Linked DNA regions of Mus musculus: all the other regions are linked to region 1. A link is a loop called in an ENCODE intact Hi-C map of the cell type or tissue named here. Cell type or tissue: gastrocnemius. All regions are shown on one strand.

The links. Peaks named below come from ENCODE experiments on the same cell type or tissue, not always from the same donor. Only the 100,000 strongest peaks of a DNase experiment are listed, where the experiment ranks them.
Region 2: a loop joins it to region 1, with 2.5 times the contacts of the local background. A loop is called at or near these places in 9 of 42 quality-filtered maps.
Region 3: it touches region 1 in a loop (2.8-fold over the local background); 6 of 42 quality-filtered maps call a loop at or near these places.

Annotation. Positions count from the first base shown.
Region 1 is chr16:56,677,757-56,685,756 of GRCm38, forward strand. Abi3bp (ABI gene family, member 3 (NESH) binding protein) reads left to right here. Exons shown (of 40, transcript NM_001014423.2): 35 at 1-77; 36 at 7,945-8,000. Among named protein-coding and RNA genes, the nearest start is that of Tfg, 36 kb to the right of the region's middle. In gastrocnemius, no CTCF peak of the experiment used is centred here; a DNase peak (open chromatin) is centred at 3,439.
Region 2 is chr16:56,184,495-56,192,494 of GRCm38, forward strand. Senp7 (SUMO1/sentrin specific peptidase 7) reads left to right here. Exons shown (of 24, transcript NM_025483.4): 22 at 267-335; 23 at 1,565-1,715; 24 at 3,741-5,537. The coding sequence ends at 3,878. Among named protein-coding and RNA genes, the nearest start is that of Impg2, 16 kb to the right of the region's middle. In gastrocnemius, no CTCF peak of the experiment used is centred here; DNase peaks (open chromatin) are centred at 3,904 and 4,206.
Region 3 is chr16:56,495,852-56,503,851 of GRCm38, forward strand. The region is part of intron 1 of Abi3bp (ABI gene family, member 3 (NESH) binding protein); the gene reads left to right. Among named protein-coding and RNA genes, the nearest start is that of Abi3bp, 22 kb to the left of the region's middle. In gastrocnemius, a CTCF peak has its summit at 4,785; a DNase peak (open chromatin) is centred at 5,860; H3K27ac peaks cover 679 bases.

The DNA.
Region 1 (8,000 bases):
TTCAGTGGGAAGAACAAGTCCATTCAAATTACCAATCAAACGTTCTCTACAGTAGAAAACCTGAAACCAGATACAAGGTAAGGCCCAGTGCTATTGCAGATGAATTCTGAGATTGCAGAAACTGCGCCACCGCCAAAGGACAATGCCTTATTTAAAGGATCTTATTTTAATTCGGGATTTCTTTAATATGATTCTGAATAACTCATATCACATTTTCAAAATATTCTCATTAGGGATAAAAGGGCTAATAAGACAGCCTTATAAATTAACAGAATAAATGTCTGCATAAAAATAGGCCATTAATTGCAAATATTGGTTTTAAATATGAAAATTTAGAAAAATCTGTGAGCTAGTAAAAATGGAGTATGCACGGCAGAAATTAACTCGAAGTTTTGACTCGGATGCTGAAAGGGGTTAAACAAAGAATGAAAACTCCTTGACAAAACACAGACAAATATTTTATCTCCTGGGCCCAGGTTGTATTAGTTATTGTTCTATTGTTGTGATGAAATAACATGACCAAAGCAACTTATAAAGGAAAAGCATTTAATTGGAGTCTTGCTTCCCATTTCAGAGGGAATGGCCATCATGGTGGGAAGTATGACAGCAGGCAGGCACAATGCTGGTGCAGGAGCTGAGAGTTTATATCTTAACAGCAAGCTATCAAGTCCCACCCTGAGTGACACACCTCCCCCCATAAGGCCATGCTTCTCCCACAAGGCCACACCTCCTAATCCTTTCCAAATATTCCACATAGGTACAGCATCCCTTTGCTTTGGAGACTTGACACTGAGAAGGAGAATAGAATTTTGGCAATCATCTGCATATTTTATGGTTTATTATACATTAACATGAGACTATTCATTTTTTTCAGTATAGTTATATTATTTCTTTTTATTCCAAAATATCAATCCATTTTATTACTGAAAAAAAAGGCCCTTGGACATTTCTGATTAGTTGTAGAAAGGGTCCTAGGTTGCCTTTGCCCCCCAAGCTTCCATTCTTCAACCTCTCTATTCTCGTCTCCCTGTGGAGAGGATGGGTAGGGATGTGAGAATGAGCCTGTTTGGATTCTGGCCAAAGGGACACTCTAACAATCATTTAGAAGAAAATAAACAGCTAGCTAATTGAAGTTAACTATGTATAATCTTTAGGCCTTTACTGTAGAAAATAATATATTTCTTTCACAAATATGATTTTTTAAAGTGCTCTGTTTTGAGATGTAATATGGAACATTTTCCCACTGTTCATAATCATGAAAGGTTTAAGTTAGCCAACATACGCATATTTTTCAGTTAAAGCCCAGTTGATCTTGATTCTGTTTCCTTAGCAAGATTGAGAGAAAAGAAACCCATTTTTTTTTTTTAGCCATAATAGATTTTAAGGGAAGATTAGAAAAACATTTCATTGGACCTTTTTAGTAGGTAGGTCTATGCTTGCAAAACGTTCTCTAGTTGCCTGCTTTCTTTCCATTTTATAATGTGAGTGGCATTGAACACTATATTCATGGAAAGGCATCTGCTTTGCAAATGTACACTGTGTTCCTTTTCCGAGTCAAGCTGCCCTCACGGCTTCTCACAGTGCACCTATTGCTCATGATCTAAATGGAGAGCAGTTTTTTTTCAGGGACATTTGAAGCCCAGTTTTGTTTGCTGGAGCTACAATTGGGAACCCGTGTGGTGTCTGCCTGTGAGCTCAAGACTAGCAGGAAGGCTAATCAGTAAGCGTTCTACACAGCCCGGCCAGAGGTCTGGAAGTGGCCTGTGAAAGTGCTGGTGTGGCCGAGGCACAACACTCCACAAAGCCTGGAAAAGGGAAGAGGTGCAAGTTGGGCTGGAGCTTGAAGGACAACTAGAAAAGCGTCAGATGGTGATGGTTGTAAGGAAGTGTCGCCAAGAGTATAGCGCAGTACTTGTCAACGAACAGAAGCAAACTCAACTGTAATTTAGAATTTCCCCCAGGGTTTCTTGTAAGAATAACAAAAAGTGACTTTGGGGTGATTTACTGAGTTACACTATAAGGACGCATGTGCATACTGCATTTTAGTGATTTTTCTAATATTTCCCCTGATTTTTAGAATGTGAAATCTGGAAACTGGGACTATCTAGTAGCTAATGTGTATCCATCCCTTGGGTGGAATAGTGTAGAAGAGTGAACCAGAGAGAAAGTATAAAGGGGAAGCTTAAGTATTTAGATTCCAGAAGCTAAGTACTGTTGGACCACACACATATTCTTTCACATCCGAGTCTGTTCTTGTTCTCAATTACTTACCCATGTTCCAGTCTACTATGCAGGAGCTCAATGTTCTATTTGCAGTAGTGGGACAACCAGCAGCTGTCTTGCTGATGAGATGCCATACCTGGTGTCAGATGTTCCTATCTCTGGGCTGGTACCTCATAGCCACAGCCTGCTGCTGCAAGGTGTTATGGCCTCAAATGTGCACAGGGATGGGGAGTCATCACTTGAAGTGAATGAGGCAAAAGTCTAGAGATAAGACACATGCTGTCTCTTCCTTTGGAGAGAACCCGTCCCACTGACTACCTCTAAAAACAAAAACAAACAAAGAGAATTGTGGGAATGTTGATATTAGTTGTCTCAGCATCTTAGTTACTTCTCCATTGCTGTGTCAGACCAAGGCAATCTATAGAACGAGTTTATTGGGGGCTCACAGTTTCAGAGGGCTAGCATCCGTGACCATAACAGCAAGGGGCATGACAGCAAGCAAGCAGGCATGGTACTGTAGCATTGGATGAGAGCTGACATCTTTATCCACAAGTAGAAGATAGAACTAACTGGGAATACCAGGAGTCTTTCGAAACCTCAGAGCCCAAAGCCAGTGACCTATCTCCTCAAACAAGTTCACAGTCCCTAATCCTTCCCAAACAGTTCTGTCAACTAGGGACTGTGAATTTAAATATATGAACATATGGGGTGGGGGCATTCTCATTTAACCACCACAATCAGTATTGTAGCCCACTCCCTAACACTTCTTACTTTCCCCTATCAAATCTCCTTTCCTGAAGTTGGCCAGAGTAACAGTCCTTTCTCTTCTAGGCAGCATTATAGCTCTTGGTGAATTCAAAGTACGTGTAGATAGAGCCTCTACTGAAAGCAAGCCATTGTGTCTGTCAGACCAACAATTATACTTAATTCTAGAAATAGGAAAGCTGATAATATCTTGAATGATCAATCTGGCACCAGTACTGATAGGGCCCGGCAATGTGGCTTAGACCCCCTTGGGGTCTGGCACATAATTCTGAGATAGCCAACACTATGCAGAACCAGTGAGAATAAACTCAGATCCAGATCCGTCCATAGTGAATGGTCTCAGTCAGCAGCTTGTCTTTGACTCTCAGTCTGCCTTCAGATGAACTGGTAACTCCTTATTTGGTAATATGTTGATGGGATTAGCTCTTCCTGATGAACTGGTTGGTAATGAAGATGGACACGCATGACCACTCTGGCTGAAAAGGCTCCATCTGTTGCAAAAATCGTACTTCTCCCCTTACTCAACTGAAAAACCAAGTCCACTGTGTGAGCCAGACTTACGTGGTCCAACAATTTCCTATGGAAAATGCACTCTGGTAATTAAGATAAATCAAAGTCACTTCATCGATTCAAGTACTTTATTGGCATCTGTGGGCTGGGGCGCATTCAGGAACAGTTTTTCTCTGAGACTAAAACCTGCTGAAGTAGTAGTGTGACTGGGACTCTTGTTTATGTTGAACTGATAAAACATTGGCACTGATGGTTAGCCACAATGCAGACATTAACTTCTTATAAACTGTAAATTTGGCTCGCTCAAAGAAACAGATGTGTGGAATAGTCATGCCCAGAACAGAAGGTTTATGTGAAATTCGGGTCTCTGCAAATTCTGCATTTACTTTGCAACACCATCTATGGCTTGGGTAGAGAGTAAAATGAGGTGCCAATGCATCAGGCATTTTATTTAGTTTAATTGTAGGTGTGGGCAGATAATCCCTTCCTTGTTAGAGGCATTGAGGCATAATGGGTAGCAAGGTTACAATCCTCCATGACTTCTGAGTCTGTTTTCACTGTCACTTTTTTCCTCCTCCTCCACCTCCATCCTTTCACTTTCTCTTCCTTTCCCTTCCTTTTGAGATGGGTTGGTAGTTTGCCCAGGCTGGCCTCAAATTTGGGATACTACTTCATCTTTAATGTGGCTGGGGTTACAGGTATGCACCACTGTGCAGGTTTTAGCGCTAAAAATTGGGGCTTTTGTGTTTCTGTATTTGCATGCATGCATACATGCATGCACTTGAGCTTGCATGCATCTGCTCAGCACCATGGTTCTGTTCCTAAACACTGAGGCGTGGATGTGTTGTGTAGATTTTAGGTGACAACAGTCATGTAAGACACCCTATGTCTCCTCCACTGTCCCCTAGCTTTTTACCTGTATTCATAATGTTCCACAATGAATGACACCACATGTTGCTAAGTTTCCTGAAATGCTGCGGCCTGTGATGTGAGGTCACAAACTGTCTCTTTATTGCCCTTTGAGTAACCTTATTCTCTCATTCCACTTTTCCCGATTCTCATCCTCTGACAGAAAACTCACCTAAACAGATCTCCAGCACTTGAAGACCGCAGCAGGAGTAATATGAGCTAATAGACATACAGTCCAAACCAACAGCGAGCCACTGACTGTTTCTGTATAAAGAGTCATTTTGTAAGCAGCAGTTTTCTTTAGGTTTGAGAATTTTGGTAACCTTGTTTTTTTGTTTTTTTTTTTAAACAGTATTAGTCATGTATCTAAAATATAGAGTGGAAGCTGTAACTTGGCTCTAAAGTTTACACCAAAACAAGGTTATAGTGAAATCCTGGGGGCAGGGTGGCAGGGGACAGGAGTGAAGGAGGTGTCTACTCCACCAGAGCCGCAGGCTTTACTCCACACCTTACTGCAGAGGGTAGCTCCTAGAGGTGAACATTTTGCCTTTGACAGATTAGCTCAGCAACTGCAGACCATACTCTCTGGAACCATTTTGTTTTTATTACAGAAATTGATAAAATTTTTAATTTATATGCCAAGTTTTACAGTTGTCCTCAAAACTATTGGCTTTAAATCTTGCCCTCCACTATCCCTTTCCTTTAGGATAGTCTTCTGAGCCCTTGGATACAACAAATTCTTGCCACCAGCCCTTACTCTGTGGCTTCCTTAAGAACAAAATATTTGAGAAATGGTACAAGCCACGTATCTTTCTCTAAGTTCGTTTTCCGTTGATCCTGTTGTTTAGCTGAATGGATTTGAAGTGGAATGATGATAAAATAAAGATCTTCTAATGGTCTCTTGATGCTTTCCCTTAACTTCCGGTCCCGCCGGGCAGTTAAAATACATTCTGATTCTGGTTCCTCCAACAGGGACCATTATTTCATTCTCACGGTTTTGGGACTTTCTGTCATTATACTTTGGGACTCTGAAAATCTGAAATTTGTATTAATCCTTTTTCTTTTCTCATCTTGTTGGACACAGAGTAGGTCTCTTTAATCTGAAAACTTCCATCTTTAAGTTCTGGGAAATTTCTCACAGTTTCTAGGTCTGATGCCCCTAGTTTATAGTTTCCTGTCAGCTGGGTGCTCTACAAAAATCCAATTTTCTTATTTTGTAACTTTGACTTTTAGTTCTAGTATCTGTTAACTTTATCTTCTAAATGTTTATGTATTTTCCCTAAATAATTTTGTTAGGTAACACCTATATATATATTTGTTATATATAATTATATACAATCACCTTTTGAGACTTTCCTCTTAGAGGCCTATGGTGTTATTCATGTGACAAAATATGCTTTCAGGGAAAGATTTTGCCAGCACAAATTTTTGTTTATACTGGGCTTAATCAGCCAAGAAATGCCCTCATGTTGCTAAACAGTTTAAAATCATTTTTCCAAACTTGCATCAAATTGGAAAAACTCTTCAGAAAAAGTTAGTTATAGAGACTTGTGGCCATTCTAGAAGTGGCGCTCAGGTGTAAGTAGCTAAAATGAAGTGAAGTGACACAGAAGAGTCAAGTGGTCAGCCTTGGCCAAGGCATAGGTTGGCTGGCAGTGGTCTAGAATGGGTGTGACATACATTCCTACTTGAATCAAACAGCGTATGCCAGTGAGTTCTTGCTCCTCTACCTCCCATAACCAGCTCACCAGCTTTGTGAGGTTTTATGTTACTATTGGGACTGTTTGGGGCCACAAGCCTTTGGAATGCCCCATGTATGTGAGTTAAGTAAATGGTAAATGGCCAATGCAGGTGGCATGTGTGCACGCGGTGGAGCATGATGGAGAGCAGAGGGCAGCCTTGAGTCTTGGGCCTTGCTTTAACCTTTGTTGTGTCCCGCTACATAGTAGCCATGCAAGCTGGCCCGTGGATTTCTGGAGATTGCGGTTCTCACTCCCCACTAAGCTATGGGAGCACTGGATTTGGGCTTGCAACTACCCTGCTGGATACAGGTTCCAGGGATCTGGACTCTGGTTCTCACACTTGCATGGCACTTACTTTACCTGGAGTCCTCTTCCCAGACCAGATCTTTCCTATGGCAATTGGCACAGAACCTTACATCAGTTCTTTAGCTTTCAAAATGCTTTCAAAGATTAAGAGGTAAAATTTTAAGAATTAAAAGGTACATTTTAATTTCTATTTCATAAATGTTTCAAGTCTGAAAAAATGAAGGACGTATTGTAATAGTCATGAGCTTCACTGTTCTGAGATGAACCTTTGGGGAGATGAAACTTCATGGGGTTTGTGCGCTATACTTTATATATGCATAATGGTTATGATATAGAGTAGGGACTTTAAAAAAGTGGATCCTATCCTTTGAACACTGGAGTCTGTCGTACTAGACTCCAACAGTGATCTATAAGTAGTTAAGGAACTCCAAGGATTTCCCCCACCAACCCCACTTTTTTTCTTTTTAGCACCCTCTGTAACAAACTGAGAACAGTCATCCTCCTGCTTCTCACTTGCTTATAAAATACCTACCTTGTGTGGCGTGTATTCTTCTTTGTTGCAAACTTCTCAAAGTTAAGAATTATTTTCCAAAAACCTCGCATAGATCACAAACACCATCAGCTGACACATACATGCTCCTTACACTTTGCTGCTAAGTCCTCTGCTGAAGAATTCCGGTTCAAATGATAGACTTTGCTGCTGTGGGTTTCTCAGTAGGATTTGCAGCTTATAGAACTTGTGCATAAGATCTGTCAATTACTGCACAATTAATTGACTGCCTCTTTAAAAAAAAATACGATGAGCCTGGCTTAGTGAGTTGGGGAGAACCAAGTCTCAGCTTTGTGCTCATGCTTAGGCTATCAGTGGGCCCATTTTCTAGACCCGTGGCTTCCTGTGATCTGTATCAGACCTGACCAGACCCGAGTTCCAGGAGACACATCCAACCTTGTAAAGAAACTCTCATGTGTATCCATTCTTGCAACGAGTTATTAACTCTCAAAAACAGTGGTCACTGAACTCATCCTGGTAACCGACTCATTGCAACCTCGTCTTGATTTTCAGTAGCAGAGGTGGGACAATACTGTGCACTCAGAAACCGCCTGTTGGCACCGTCTGCTGTGATTCAGACACCACGATGAAGGGCAGGAGGGCAGCTTTGCTGGATCATGGTGGGGATGAGGGGGAGCAGCAAAGCCCTCAACATGACAGCTGAAGCAAAAGGAGGGTCCTCGGTGGTGCTAGAATCAGTGCGGGTCAGCACGAATCTTTCCTATGTATCCATTGCAAACTTGCCTGCTTAACTTCTACCCATTTGTTATCTTAAGACAGCCAACTTTTCGATTTTCTCATCTGAAACATTAGGCAAGATTTAGAAAGTAAAACCTTAGATGGTCATTTCAAAGAGACAGGACTTAGTATAGTAAGAGAGTGTTGTTCCTTATACCCCTCAATAATATACTACTATTATTTTTATTTCTCCTTATACAGCTATGAATTCCAGGTGAAACCCAAAAATCCACTTGGTGAGGGCCCCGCCAGCAACA
Region 2 (8,000 bases), 490 kb before region 1:
CATCCATCCATCCATCCATTTTAAGAAATGTGTGTTTGTTGAGGGGTTTCAGATTCCATGGCACATCCACATATATGAAGGTTTTAGGACAGCTTTTGGGAATCGGTTCTTTCCTTCTACCCAATATTGAAGTCAGGCCATGAGACTTAGAGGCAATTACCTGTTAAACTATCTCACCAGTCCTGGATGTTTTCTTTGTTTGTTTGTACTTTGGTATTCGTCTTTATGAATCTCTATATCTTGATTTCTTCCTTTGTGTTTTAAAGGCCATGTATTCTCATACTAGACTCCCTGAAAGCTGCTTCTATACAAAACACAGTTCAGAACTTACGAGAGTAAGTAATGACACCTTTTACATTCAGTCTGTTATGTAAAACCTCAGCATTTTTGAAACTACCTTCTGTATTACTCAAAACTAAATACCTTCAGTATTAATAAGTCCTGCAGATGGGGGGTGGGTAGCAAAATTGTCCTACAGTCCAACACTCAGAGGCAGTGTTGCAGCCTGACAGGACTATGAATTCAAGGTCAGCCTTGAAGGGCATTGGACTATAATAGATTCTGGTTACATATATATGTATACTCATGATACTGTCAATCTCCTTTTTACATATGCATATCATTTTTCAAGACAGGGTTTTTCTTTGTAGCCTGTCCAGACTGTCCTGGAACTTTCTCTGTAGAACAGGCTAGCCTTGAGGTCAGAGATCTGCTTGTTTCTGCCTCCTGAGTATTAGGATTAAAGGTGTATGCCATCACTACCTAGCATAATAATTATATTTTTAACATATAACATGAACCTGGATATCTGATTGCTAACAACATCCTTTATTATGTGTTAATAGTGAAGGATTTAGATTTGTCAAAGGTAAATTCAAAATTTGTATTTATAATTGAATAAAACCATAATTTTATACAACAGTATTGCAGATATTGGTGAGTATCCAAAATAAAACCTGAAAAGAAAGTAGAAACTTGTAAATTTCTATTAGTGTGTGTGTGTGTGTGTGTGTGTGTGTGTGTGTGTGTGTGTGAGAGAGAGAGAGAGAGAGAGAGAGAGGAGAGAGGAGAGAGAGAGAGATGTTTGGGTCTGGACCTAGGTGTGGAGGTTAGATGACAACTTGTGACAGTTGGTTGTCTCTTTCCACTATGTGGGTTCTGGGGGTCTAATCTAGGTCGTGAGGAATCACAGCCAGAACCTTTGCTAGAAAGTGCTTTACCAGTTTGGCACTAGAGAAGAATTCTGTAATTTAATATCCGTGCTAGAAAGAAACACAATTAAAATTAAAAGCCATGTGTTGGCTTACTTCATAATATAAATAACGTTGTTTCCTGAACTGTGAACATGATGTTGTTGAGAACTCTACCTTTTATTTGAAAATCACTTTCTTCACAGTGGCATTTATGAAGGCTCATAAATTATGGTTGTATTGTGAAAAATCTGTCTTTGGAAATTGAATTTAAAGCAGTAGATACTGTAAAGGAGATTTTTCTTCCTTTGTAGAAAGTGTTGCTGACTGATGAAGGTTTCTGCTCAAGCCATTTTCCTCATTGATTATTTCAGGTATTTGGAGGTAGAGTGGGAGGTGAAACGAAAAACGCACCGTGAATTCAGTAAAACCAATATGGTCGACCTGTGCCCCAAAGTCCCTAAGCAGGATAACAGCAGTGACTGTGGAGTCTATTTGTTGCAGTATGTGGAGAGCTTTTTCCAGGTGTGTGCTGACACAGAGTTTTCATTCACAGTTACTGATGTGCAGTTGCAGATCTCTGCCAGACAGACAGGCAGGGAAATGTAAGTAGGCACGGACATGGCGAGATGGAGAGAAGACATGGAGACCACAGTGACCTAGATAGGGGAATCTGGAAAGGTTAAAATGATTTGATTATTCTGTTAAATCCAAGAAAGCCATAGATGAACAAAATGGGTGAAGACATGAAATACAGAAGATATCAAAGGAACATTTTAAAGGTGAAAACATACACAATCTATGAAGAACTTACTTGGAGTTTTTAATGTAGTAATGCATGCATGTATGCCTGTGTGATTAGGCAGCTGAAGCAAGATGATGAGAAAACATAGAAAAGCTCTCACTCAAAAGGATAAAACCATCACTAGGTGGATTGTGGGGATGTCCAGCCATTTGACATAGATACAGTCATATTCATAGGTATCCTGGGATTCATGTGGCCTCAGGGCTGCAGGTTAGACACACCTGGTAGCATATTACATACAGCAGAATATAGAATTAAATAATTTGAAGGAAATAGTAGCAACAAGTTTGATAGGACTAAGGTCTCATTTTTACATAATTGGAGTCCTAGAGGCTTAGTGAAGTGGTGCAGATAAAATACAAAAAGAAAAAAAATTCCTTATGCAAAAGACCCATTTACTTAAGTCTCTCAGAGCACCATAGCTGAGGAAACACAACTAGAAGCACAACTAGAAGCATGGCCGTTATTTTCTAATCCATAGACACTGTATTGGCGTGTAGCAACATTAAAGACAGATCTTTAAATGGCAGGGAGCCAAGGCTTAGTGCTGTCACTAGCACCGTCTCTTATGAAGACAGGCCTTTGACCAGAAGTCTATTTACAGAATTCTTGTCTGCACTTGGGACTTTTAATGTTGGGGTAATGGTGTGGGTGTGGGATGACACTGCATAGTAAAAGATGGTTAGAGAAACCATCGTGTAATTGTTACATTGTGCTTAGACTCCTTTTTCTTCCACACTGGAACTTCATTAATTGTGACAGTTTTGACCCTCTAGTATTGTTTTCTAGTTGATTTTGATTTGAAGTTTATAGTATGCAGTGGGCCTTGTTAGTGACATATTCTGACTTTGTTATTTAATTCCATTTAAGGTCGTCTCAGTCAATAGAATACATTTTAAGTACAGGATCACAATATAAAATTCCTAGGAGAAGGTGGCTAAAAGTTCTAAACCCGTATCTTGTACATTTGTGCACTATAGGCTTGAAGAACTACTGGATTTCCATAATGAAAGCAATACAAATTCTAACAAAAATATCAGTCCATCACTCAGGCACTGGCCCCTAGGGTCACCGTCAGTCAGTAAGTCCACCCTGATGTTCCACGGCAGCCCGTTTGTTCTTCTATCCTGCTTTGAGATGCAAGGCATTGTGCTAGCCTTTTACACAGCACAGTCTAAGGTAGCCTTCTATGGCAACCAGAGCAGTTAAACACAAGTTAAACAGGAGAAATGACATTGTAGTTGTAGCTCAACTTTGCCACTAAATTAACCTTATGGAAACGTAGTTGTTCTGGAAGCTGTGTTCTCCCCTAAAGGACAGCCTTTAGTGGGACTTTTCATGCTTCCAACTCTGGAATTCTTTATTACCCGGCCTTTCTCCATAACAGTGTAGCAATAGTAACATGTGTTCCACCTAGTCTGAATTCTGGGTTTTTCTGAATCATTTTTTACCAATTACCATCACTCAAACATGCATTGTAACAAAGTAGACTATTTAATTTTAATGTTTGAAAGTTAGCAATCGAATGAAATTGTTCTAAAATAGATGGCAGCCATGGCCACCTAGTCGAAACTGAAGGCTTACTGTGTTCTTGGGGTGAGTGGCGGGGTGTGGTTTGCTGTGGTATGCAGTAAACTGTTACTTTTTGAAAGATAGCATTTTTGTTGTTTCCTATAAAAGGGATATTTTAAAAATTTGCAATCATGATGTCACATTGATTGCATTCTTTCCTTATCTCTTACTAGGATCCCATTGTTAACTTTGAACTTCCAATTCACTTGGAGAAATGGTTTCCTCGCCATGTAATAAAGACCAAACGGGAAGATATTCGAGAGCTCATTTTGAAACTTCACTTACAGCAACAGAAGGGCGGCAGCTGCTAGTTAATCTGTGCACACACGCACCCGCTCCCTAAGTTTCCTAGAAAGCCGCTTACCAGCATCTGTGTCAGCTTACAAAGAAGAAAGCAACTCCCAGTACATCACAGATTGTTGAAATGTACATGCGATCTTGTTTGAGTCCTTGGGCTCTCCCAGCCGAAGGTGATGAACAAAGTACTTATAAGATAGAAATTAAAATCTCAAAAATATGATATTTTTATGACTAAATATGCTTGGATTATGCAATAGCATATGTAATGTGGGAATGTTTTCCTAAATAATAAGCCTATGTGATCTGTACTTCCACATGACTGGGTGTTGATGGGAGGTCGGCCCTCCCTGGTGCCAGCCCAGGGCTTGTCAGGTGTGTTGACAAGTCACATCATATTGTAATTCTAATCTTTGCAGCTCAAGCATGCAGTATGAATACTGTGTATTTTTTTTTAAAAATAACTTAGTATCAAGGCTTCAGAAAATGCCATTCACGGCATCTCTTCTGTATAGTGTGGGAAAAAAAAAAGAAATATTAAAAAATTACCCTTTCAAAGTGCAGCTTATTCTCCATTACTAAATGCAACTACTTTGCTCTAATTTCCTTCTCCACTTGTTTCAATGTCATATATATAGGGATCTGAGAAATGAGCTCATCTGTTCATATAAAATGTGAAACAAATTTTAATACCAAATAAGTTTTAAAATACTGTGTAGCTAAGCTTTGTTTATTTGATGCATAGCTATATAAATATTCATTCCTACGTTACCCCAAAATGTGTGTATACAGTTTCTATAAAAGGTAAAATTGATACCCTCATCATTTTAGCAAAGAATACCTTTAAACTTGTATTTATTATTTAGAACCAAATATGTGATTTTTATCGTTTGGTTTACCCACTGCTCATGTGCAAAGCCAGATTTTTCATTGCTTTTATATTTTTAAGTTATTGTTTTTAAAGCTATATGATCCTCTGTGGATCTCACATACTCAGCACTTAACATTTGATTAAATGTTCAGGTAACAATTGTACTGAACTTGTGTGTCGATGATAGCGTCACCTAACAAACAGTTTAGAGCCTTATGCTCTTAGAAATGTTCTGAAGGAGACATAATCATACTGTTTTCTCAAATAATGGGTTTTAGAATATTATTTTAATCATCTCTTGGATTTACAGTTATAACTGTATGTAAAGCACTTGAAGCAAATGTAATTTAAGATAAAACCAAGAAGTCTGAAAGTTTCATTTCCAGTCAAGTGACTTGGTTGTCAGTCAGCCTCCGCGTCCTCGGCTTCTGCAGATCTTGACTCTCTGCGTTGTTTGAGGTACGTGGCTTTTGGAGATCTCACATGAAAATTGTTATTAATTGCATAATTCATTCCCAATTTATGTGTGTTGGGGAGAATTTTTTTAAAGTGGCTGTTAATTGTGTTGTATATCTAATTTTGCAAAGCAGGTATGTGAGACATCTTGTAATTTCTGAACTGTTTTGTTTGTGTGTTTTTCAAAGATACCATGATCATTCATCATGTTTTGGAGACTGTTTAAAATTTGTTTTCCTAAATTCATGTAGAAATGATTTGAGGATATCAACATTTTGTATTAAACATGTTTTCAATTCATTAAATTGTAATTTTTTTCTTAAATATGAAGGACTGCTAGCAATGTATTTTTAATTGTGTCTTACATATACCACGTAATTGGTTGTTCAAATTCATTTTTCTTCACATTTTAACACATATGCAGTTAATTTGCTTATCTTTTCGTTAAAAGGGAAATATTGTTACTTCAAGTTGAGCAGCTTAACTAGATAAGACAAGAGTTCTCCAAATCCATAATCCAAAACGCTGCTAAGTATGAAATGTTCTGAGCACCAGCATTTTACCACAGGTAGAAAATTCCATACCTGACCTCACGTGATGACTGACAGTCAAAACACTGAAAGTATTATGTAAATTACCTCAGACTATGTATGAACTGTATATGGGAAACATAAGTGAATATCATCATTCAGGCCCTTCCCCAAAATATACTCATGGATTTGCAAAATACTCTAAGGTCCAAAACATAAAGCTCTCGTGCTTCCAGGTGCTTCATGGAAGTGATACCCGTCTCCAGTCTTCTCTTAGCTCGCAGTACAACACAAGAAAACGAACTCCATGGTCATCAAAAGAGCATTTGCTGTGTAGGCACAGAGTCCTGGTCTGCTTTCTGCTGCTGCGATAAACATTATGACCAAACCAGTTTGGATGAAAGAGGTTATTTCATCTTATCGGTCCAGGCCACAATCCTTCATGGAAGGGGGTCAGGGTAGGAGCTTGAAGCAGAAACTATGGAAGAAAACTGCTTACTGATTTTATCCCAGTGACAGCATTTTGCTAGGCACACAAAAAAATTAAGTTTTTTCTTTTTTGAAAGCAAATTCTACCCCTGAGACAGGGTTTCTCTGTGTAGCCTTGACTGTCCCAAAACTCAATCTGTAGACTAGACTGGCCTCAAACTCACAGAGATCAGCCTGCCTTTGCCTTCCAAATACTAGAATTATGTGTACCACCACCACCACCCAACTTGCAAATAATTACTTTTTATAATACTTGTATTTATTAAGTAGACCTGTTTAGAAATAGTTCTTTGGGAGCAAATTCAATTTTTGTTGTCAGGATATCAGCAGTTCTGTCCGGTAGCAAACACCAAATACAAATCAGCAGTTGCAGTCCAGTCCTCTCGGCAGACACCACACACAAACCAGCAAGAGCAGGTCAATCCAGAAGAAACTGCAAAGCTTGCCAACTGGCCCGAGGCCTTGGAAGTGGCAAGAATCCGCAGTAACCTCCTGAGAAGTTCTTTGGTGGAGAAGTTCTCTCTATGGAGTCACCACAAGCGGAGCTCAGCAATGCAGTGCAAGGTGAACCAATACATGGCTGTTGTAGCAAAGAATAGCAAGGAAGAGCAAAGCAGACTAATGCTTGAGCTCCCATTGTCTATGAGGTCATTTATATTCCTCCTGAACATCATCTTTTCATGTGGTTGCTATAGCAAAACATCCTTTTACCTGTGTCTGCTTCAGGAAAACATTCTTTCAAGTGTCTGCTTTAGCAAAACATCCTTCCACTTGTGTGCCCCAGCCAACCATAATTTGACATAACTGACTTTCCAGAGAAATGAGAAGTTTCCACTTCACCCATGATCTAATTAGTGCTTCCCATGTAAATATGGATGCAGGGGTGGAGAGAGGGCATTCACTGGAGCATGGACCTCCTGTTTAGCTTATTATTACAGCCTGGTCCCACTTCCCTGGTGGTGGTACTGTACACAACTGCAGAGTTTCTCTGGAAGTGTTTCTTTAAGCTCAGCCTAAAGGGTCCAGGCTTGTTAAAACAGGATAGTGAAAAACAACAGACAGTGAAAAGCTTGCTAGTGGCCAGAGATTATTTGTAGAGAAGACACAATTTAAAAAAAAAAAATTACTTACTTATTTTATGTATGTGAGTACACTGTAGCTGTCTTCAGACACACCAGAAGAGGGCGTCAGATTCCGTTACAGATGGGTGTGAGCCACCATGTGGTTGCTGAGAAATGAACTCAGGACCTCCGGAAGAACAGCCAGTGTTCTTAATCTCTGAGCCATCTCTCTAGCCCCAGAAGACCCAATTTTAAAAAGCAAATTTTTGTTGTTGTTATTTTGCTTTAAAGAGTTTTTTAGTCAGGTAGTGCCTATAAAAGTTTTAAACTTCTTTAAAAATGAAATGAAATGTCTCAACTTGTCATAGAGCCATCCTATCTTGTTCCAGCCTGTTTGCCCTCATCCTTGCGTTCTCCTTCCTTCTTAGCTGTACAGAATCACTAACACTTTTATTCTGCTCTCTTTTTAAAAATAAAATATAAAGTATTTTGTAATTATATCTTAACTGGCAAGTGAAATTTTACATAATTATACATGAATTTTTATTTTGTGCATTGTAAATTTTCAATTGACTAAGATAAAAAGAAGAAAAAAAGCCACATAGTACAAGCATATATAGGAACCTATGTATTTCTTATTTTTATAATTAATTTCACAGTGAATGAATCCTTGTTTTTCTTATCTTTTTGTTGTTAAAATATTTTACATTAATTTCTGAACTTAATGAC
Region 3 (8,000 bases), 180 kb before region 1:
ATCCTACCCCCCATCCCCATGCTTCTATGAGGGTGTTCCTCCACCCACCCACCCACTCCTGCCTCCCCACCCTCAATTCCCCTACACTGGGGCATCTATCGAGCCTTCAAAGAACCAAGGACCTCTCCTCCCATTGATGCCTGGCAAGGCCATCCTCTGCTACATATACATCTGGAGCCATGTGTACTCCTTGGTGGGTGGCTTAGTCCCTGGGGGTGGGGGGTGGGTTCTGGTTGGTTGATATTGTTGTTCTTCCTATGGGGTTACAAACCCCTTCAGCTCCTTCAGTCCTTTCTCTAACTCCTCCATTGGGGACCCTGTGCTCAGTCTAATGGTTGGCTTCAAGCATCCAACTCTGTATTTGTAAGGCTCTGGCAGGGCCTCTCAGGAGACAGCTATATCTTATCTTTTTGATGGTTGTTAGATTCTCCTGTCCTCAACCCTTCCTCCATAATGTCTTTTAAGCCGTGGCATTTAAGCTCTGATTTTTGTTATCTAAAGTTGAATTTCAATATAACAAAATAGGAACGGCCTCCAAAAGATGAAAGGTTTTCATTTACAGTTAAATGTAAATACTTTCAATTTCTCAATATCTTTATCTTTTCCTGTCTTTTTCTAAGACAAGGTAAGCATAACAATGCCTTAAAAGAAATTCTGCATAGTGCTATTAATGCTTGGAGTATAAAAGTATTACATAATCTTCAGATTAGTAGAGTAAAAATTAATAACATCTTACAGAACAAGTGAATGTCTTTGTCTTACGTGGGGTCTCCTAGCAAACCAGGGTCTCAAACAGCACGTTGGTCAGATTTGGCTGTCTGAACTAGGGCTACCATCCCATGTTGCACCCTGCAGCTAAACACACCTCATTTTAGCATTACTCTCAGCGAATCCGTAAGTACTCATGCTATTCATTATTGTGAAAAACAAGCAAAGCATGACTTTTTATCTTCCAAAATTTAAACAAATGGTTAAAGGGGTCTTGTTTCCTAATTGTCTGCTCGATCCAATCTGAACACATTTGTAGCTTGTCACAGTTAATCAAGACGTCAAACACTTGCATGCCCTCAGAGCGTTCCATTGTGCACTGTGGTCAGTAATCTTCCTCCACCACAACCCCTAGGAAATGCTGCTCTAGTTTCTGCTCTACAGAAGTGTGTAGTAAATAGCCCTTTCATCTATTTTTTCCTTCTTAACAGAGTTTTAAATATTATCATGTAGTCATAGGCATTAATACTTTCTTCTAGTTCATTTTGTGCTTACCTCCCCAATGATAAATGGATTATTTGGGCCTTTTTCCTGCTTTAAGCAAAAATGAATAAATGGTCTCTAAGTTTTGCTCATGGGCATGTGTGCCAAAAACTAGTTTCACTTTTTTTTTCAGTAAATATGGTAGAGAGCGTTTTGTCATATATTAAGTAAATGTTCAACCTTAAGGAAAATGTCAACTTTTCCCAAGTGGCTATAACAGTTTCTTAATAGAAAGGTATGAAGATTTTAGATTGTTCTACACATTTTCCAGAAATTTATAGCATCAACATTTTGGATTTATTTATTTATTTATACTAATAATTATTTTAATAGGAAAAAGCCAGCTAAGTTTTTAGTCTGTACCACTATTCCTTATAGAGTTGCTTCCTATTTATTAAGCATCTTTCTTTACATATAAAGACACCCGGTTTAAAGGGTAAAAGTCAAATTAAATTGCTAAAACCCACACTGATTTCTTAGCAGGTGAGATGAAGTCTGGAGACTGGCTCGATTTACCTGGCACAGAGGCAACGTTCAGTAAAGCTTAGCCTTACCTCCTCTGCATGGAGCTTGTACTCACCAGCCTTCAGGAACAAAGTTCTATAAAGGGAATTCAACTGTTATGTATCTTTTCTTGAATTCAGCTGTTATGTATCTTTTCTTTTTTTGACTTTGTTGTTTCAATTTAGGCCTGATTTAAGCCCTTCGAAGACAATACTTTATTAGTAACAAGAATCTTAGTTAAATCCCTGTACCTATACCATGCAGAAAAGCAAGGCCACACTGCACTTGGAAAAGGAGGAGAGGTGATTGCTGGACTCGGGAAGGAATGCATCTGCGGTGACGCTTCTCCTGCTTCTAGCTGGCTGCGTGACCCCAGGGCAATTAAATATGTGTTTCTTGGTCTTGTGGATCATGGAATCTAATTCTGTTGATCCTTATTTCAGAGAGTAGTAAACATCTACAAATTTTCAGTTAATCCACGTTGTTGAATATTCAACCATTCTTTCTGGGTGAAGCAGTTGACTTCCTCTTAACCTCTGGCGGTATTTTCATCAGCAGACCAGTGTATCATCTTTTCTTATGCGTATTTCTCTTCAAAGACACCTTACTTAGTATACATTGTTGGTTCATTAATGTTAAATATTGGCTGATATATTGTTGTTCATGTCCAAACATTCCTCTAATTTCACGTTTTCTTTGCCTCCATAAGGCACATCTTAACCTTATCAGTAGAGATAGCATATAGCCCAACAGTAGTACATTCATAGATCCTTTGAAATCACCACAAAGGCATACTAATAGAGACCCTAATCACATGATAAAGATCTTGGTTGCAGTCTAAGGGTTGAAAGGGACAGGGTCTCGTTTTGTTCAACATTAGCTAGGAAGGTGGGCATTGAAAGCATCCAATCTTTCACTGAGTCACCCCTCCCTGTCCACAAACAACTGTGAGCATACATTCAATACTGGTTTAAGGGTTACATGTGCATTTTAGCAGGTAGAAACCTTTGCAAACACACAATCTGTTGGTAGTGAGGATCCTCTCTATCTGCCACATCTGTTCTGCTGGGCAGATCATGCCTGTTGGCAATGCCCCATTTACAAGATGATTCTGGTTTTATATGGCATGAACATCTTTTTCTATTTAAGGGCTGAGGCATCTGACCACTCACGAAGAAAGAAAGAAATATCAGCACTTAGAGATTGGACCTCTACTCCCCTAAGCAGACAAGGGGAAAGGAAAGGCCCAGTAGAAGTGCTCACTTGCTTTTAAAATGTGTGTTAACACAGTGATAATAACATCAAGATAAAGAGCCTAGGTTTGGGAAAAGAATAACTCCTGTTATCTGATTCTTTTATGAGATTAAGGACTTGTTTGAACATGATTGCTTTGTGCTCATATGTAGATTACTACAGAGCCACTTTTAACTGAGTGGTCATTTCTCTTTTTGGCCTAGGGAGTACTTTTTATATCTGAAAGGTACTTAATAAATATTTGCAGTCACTGGTGTATTTGTAGACTTCATTTCAGCCCAGATAAGAGGTTTTTATATATATATATATATATATATATATAAATATTTGTCTCTGCTTCTCAGTTTATAAAGAACTTTCACATACTTATCTCACTTCAATTTTCATAGTGTAACTTTTATTTTTTAACTATAGTGTGGATGTTTTAATGACAATGACCTTAGACTTGGGGAATCTAGGTACATCAGCTCATTGAGCTATGAGGTGAAGTTACCAGGTGATGAAATGCTTTTGTGGGCCTTGAGCTGTGGATGGAGGATGGCATTCCATTCTTAGTTGCCCTCCTTTTTTTTTACCCCTTTGGGAGGCTCACCCTTCTCAGCCCACATTTCTGTGATTTTTCTGCTGAGAAAGAGCATGCTGATTTGACTGGCAAGAACTCTCCCATCTCCTTTCTGTTTAAATTTCCATTCTCAGTTCTATTTCTGATAACCTTGTTTCTAATGCATTTTTTAAAATACTGCGTGGTTTTGTTAGAACAAAGAGAAACGAATACCTTGATAAACAAACAAGACACACTCAATAATCCATGAACACTTATTAAACACCAAAGACCAAACTATGCTTGGCAGTTTCTGTCATTTCTACTGTGTGAAATACATCTGTTCGGAGGTATTAGAGAGAGAAGATCCAGAGTGGGTGATAGGCATGTAAGTGGAAGCGTGTTTTGCTCCTCAGGAGCATCCATACTTCAGGGTCCATCCTTTGTAGAGCTGAGATGCCTAGCACCTGAAGACTTCTATTGCCCCATTTGGCATTACCTTGTGGCAGCAGTACTGTCAGCTCCAGACGGTCCCTTCCCACACTCAATCCAAATGCCCCAAGTCAGTACTTTGTTACCACTGCCTGCTCTCCTTCTATCCTAGTAACGTAAAGGAACTGTGCAAATATTGAGATCTAGTGTGATACCCCAATATATTCTCAACCATAGTAACGGGCTAATACTTGTTAATAGCTTAAGCCTCGTTCTCCTAGAACATATGTGTTCCCTCTAAAGACTCTTTGTGTAGATAAAAAATTAATCCCAGTGAGCCAGATTTGTTTTCTCTAAGGAGGTGACTTCAAACAACACACATACCCAAGAAGGTAGGTTTTTTAAAATCCAAGAGCCATCTTAACACCTCTTAAGTCACATCAAGTTAAGTGACCACTCTATTTACACATCATCTGGGTGCTGGAAAAGGTGGCCAGCAATATGTTCACTGTAGAATGTCCCGAAAGATACAAATGTTTGTTTAAAATGTGGGAGGGAGATGGTTGTGTGTTGAATCTAGAAAATGATATCACCAGTTCCCCATGTTGCCTAAAACCATTATGATTTTACCAAGAAAACAGATTTAAGGACCCTTTGCTGGACTGACACAGCACACATCTTGAAATAACACATCTTAAACTAGGATTTAAATAGAAAACTCTTGGCATGGAATATTTGACAAGAAACCTTGTGCATGTCACCTCCCAGAGATACTGGGATGAAGTAACAGGTATTTACCGACAGGTGGGGCTCACAGCCTTCCTGTTCTCGCCTTTCTCCTTGGGGTTTCCACACTCTAGGAGTGGGAGAACAAACACTGGCTATCCAGGGGAAATTTGCAGTACAGAAGAAGAACCCCTGTCTCCCCTGCTTGTGTTGAGGTAACAAGTCAAAGATCATGGCTCCTAGATAGGAGAAGAGTCTTTGGACTTCCTAGAAAAGTCGGTGAGAAGATGCAAGTGTAAGAGAAGTCATCTGGCTTGAAGTTCATGGGTTCTAAATAACTGAAAAGGTTTTCATCTTAAGTCCCATTGTGGGTCCGTACATAAATATCATGTGCTGTGACTGGATACCTGCCTGTCTATTTTATGAACTTCATCCTTTTTTTTTTTTTTTTTTTTTTTTTTTTTAGTGTGTGTGTTTTGGAAGGGACAATTGCTTGCCCCCAGGTATCCAGTTTGGGCTGCAATTTTCATGAGAGCAAAGCCCAAGACATTTTAATTTTTTACTGATTTTTTTTTTAACCAGTAAGCGCTATGACAGAGTTAGAGGATTAATCCCTGCCTCAAACAGAAAGTCAGTGATGCATCCCCTAAGTACTTGTGCCTTAGGTAGTTCAGGCCCCATGGGAGAGTGCGTGTGGGTAACGTCCTTTCCCTCTCTCTGGGGTGTACATATGTAGCTGTTCATGCATTCAGTTCACTGTCTAATCATGTAGAATGGAATCTGAGTTGCAGCCAGATTTTAGAGGCGTGGCCAGGACTAGTTTGACCTGTACATCTGAAAATAACCCCACAGGAGAATTTGTTTGGAAGAAACGCTATAAATCTTTATGTAATATAAAGTGTGCAAACAAGGGTCGCTTAATAATGATTTCCTTTGAGAAAGATTGCAGGACAGATTTGTTATCATTATCATTATCATTATTATTATTATTATTATTATTATGGTTAATGTTACATGAGTGGATATTGGAGAGGGAAGAAGTACACACAGGCATCTTCAATTAAATCTTTAAACAACACCCCTCCCCCAGCCTTCCTTCGCTGAGCTTCCCGGGGATTTCCTCTCCTCTGAATCTTGGCAGATGATGTACAAGAATGAGCTAACACCCTTAGATGTGGACTCTTCCCACTCCACCCTGACTGGATTCCAGCCAAGTCCACTCCTTTTCAGAAAAAAAAAAAAAAAAAAAAACCCACAGTTTTATTTTCTGTTGGTGACAGAGGTCTGCTTTTCCATCTGTTCTGGGCTCTCTGCTTTGAGATTTGGAGGTCCTGGGGGTTTTCTGTCTTGGTCTTTCAAATGTACACATTTGGAGCAAGATGTTGTTCTGAGTACAGATCTTAATATCTGTGATTAATGGGGATATTTTCAAGTTTCCAATAGAATCCAGAGTCAAGGGCTTGCTGCAGGACATGTGTATTGTATGAGCCCATTCCGTTCAGCACTTGGTATTGGCTTTCTCTGCATGGAGTAGTGGGTGGCTGGTATGGGGTTAGATGCATGGGCAGGATCCTGGTGCTTCAATTTTGGGCAATGTCACTACTCAGTTCTAGAGCCCTACATAAGTCACCTAACCTTATTTGGCTTCAGTTTCCTCTGATTTCAAATGAAGATCTTATACTGTACTCTTTCAGCCGTATCTCTAACATTCAGCGTGCTGTATCAGATCACTCTGGGCATTGACTCATTGCAGGCTGCATGTGTGGACATCTTGGCTTTGATTCAGGTCTGTGACATTTTCCCTTGGTGATTTGCATCACTTATGTCATGTCTGCACCTTCCTGACCTTTGTCTCATGCACTGGAACCAAGTCAATGAGGCACTACTGACAGGACTGGTACGAGACCTTTGAAGAAAGTCATCAGATCCCACAGGACCCATGTTTTCAGGGGACACTTGTTTTCCAGGGTAATCTGAAGGTGTTTTGGTACAAGATCTGTGAAGTGGATATATAGGATTTGTTGTTCTTATTATGATTCTAGGGCCCTAAGCTATAGATTATACTAATAGAAGGCTGGAAGCAACTTCCATTTAAATGGGTCACATTTGGGCATATTATCTTCCAGAACTTTTTAATCTTGCTTGTTATGGCAGGTCTATTCCTGAAGTCAGATCCTTCCGAATCTCATTAATTTTAGTGAACTTCGTTGTTTGTTTCTGGCAGAGTTTCACTATGTAGTATAGAGGCTAGACTTGAATTCTATGTTTAACCTACTGGGGTTAGTCTTGAACTTAGAAACCTTCTACCTCCATCTTCTAAATTCTGAGATTCCCAGCACCTTGTCTTTATTTTAGACAATCTTAAAAAAGCTATGTGGCTATTGACTTAGATAGGTTTTTGTATGATACATATTTTTATGAAAACTGGTGTGAATTTAGTAAAACTAAAAGCCAATTTGTAGATGAAAATTTTGTTACCTACATAATGTTATTGAGAGATTTCTATTCCTAGATTGGTTGGGTAAAATTTGAATGGCAAGTAAATTATAAACATAATTATGGAACTCAGAAAAGGCTCAAAGAGGGTAAAATAAATCACTATAAAATTGGAATTATGCCATATTCATATGTAGATTTTTGTTCACAGTGCTGGTTTTAAAAAGGCTAAGAAGCACCATTAATATTTTGTTTAACCAAACATATCTGTGAAGCACCATTAATATTTTGTTTAACAGTACCTTACTACAGAAATTGGATAGAGTCCTTACAATTGATGGGATTCAAGGGGATTTGACTTTACTTGAAGTTCAGAGCCCAGAGCCAGAGAGATTATTCAGTTTCAGCTGGTCCACTCAAGTGTGAGAAAACTGAAGATTAAAAAACATGAAGCTATGATCACATTATGATCACATTACTAATAAATGGATCTGTCTTGAGGTTACATGACCTATGGTCATGTCCTCTACCTGTGGAGGGGCTTGGGGCATTACCCTTACATGACTGATGGCCACAAATCTATGGAGGGCTGCAACCTCATGTCAGGAGCCCAGTGTCTGGGAACCAGGCAAAACACCTGCTGTTCCTCAGGTCACTAGAGTTTCCAATCTTAGCTCAACCAGGAACCAGGCTACCTTTCATGGTCCTACAATGTTCAATATTGTTATTTCATAAAAACCTTACAGATTCTTATCTATGAAACATGGGAGTTCTTTAGTGTAAAATCCTTTGCTCATCAGGGTGGAAGATGGAGAGATAAAGAATACATTCTCTTAGACCTAGAGACCAAAGCCAC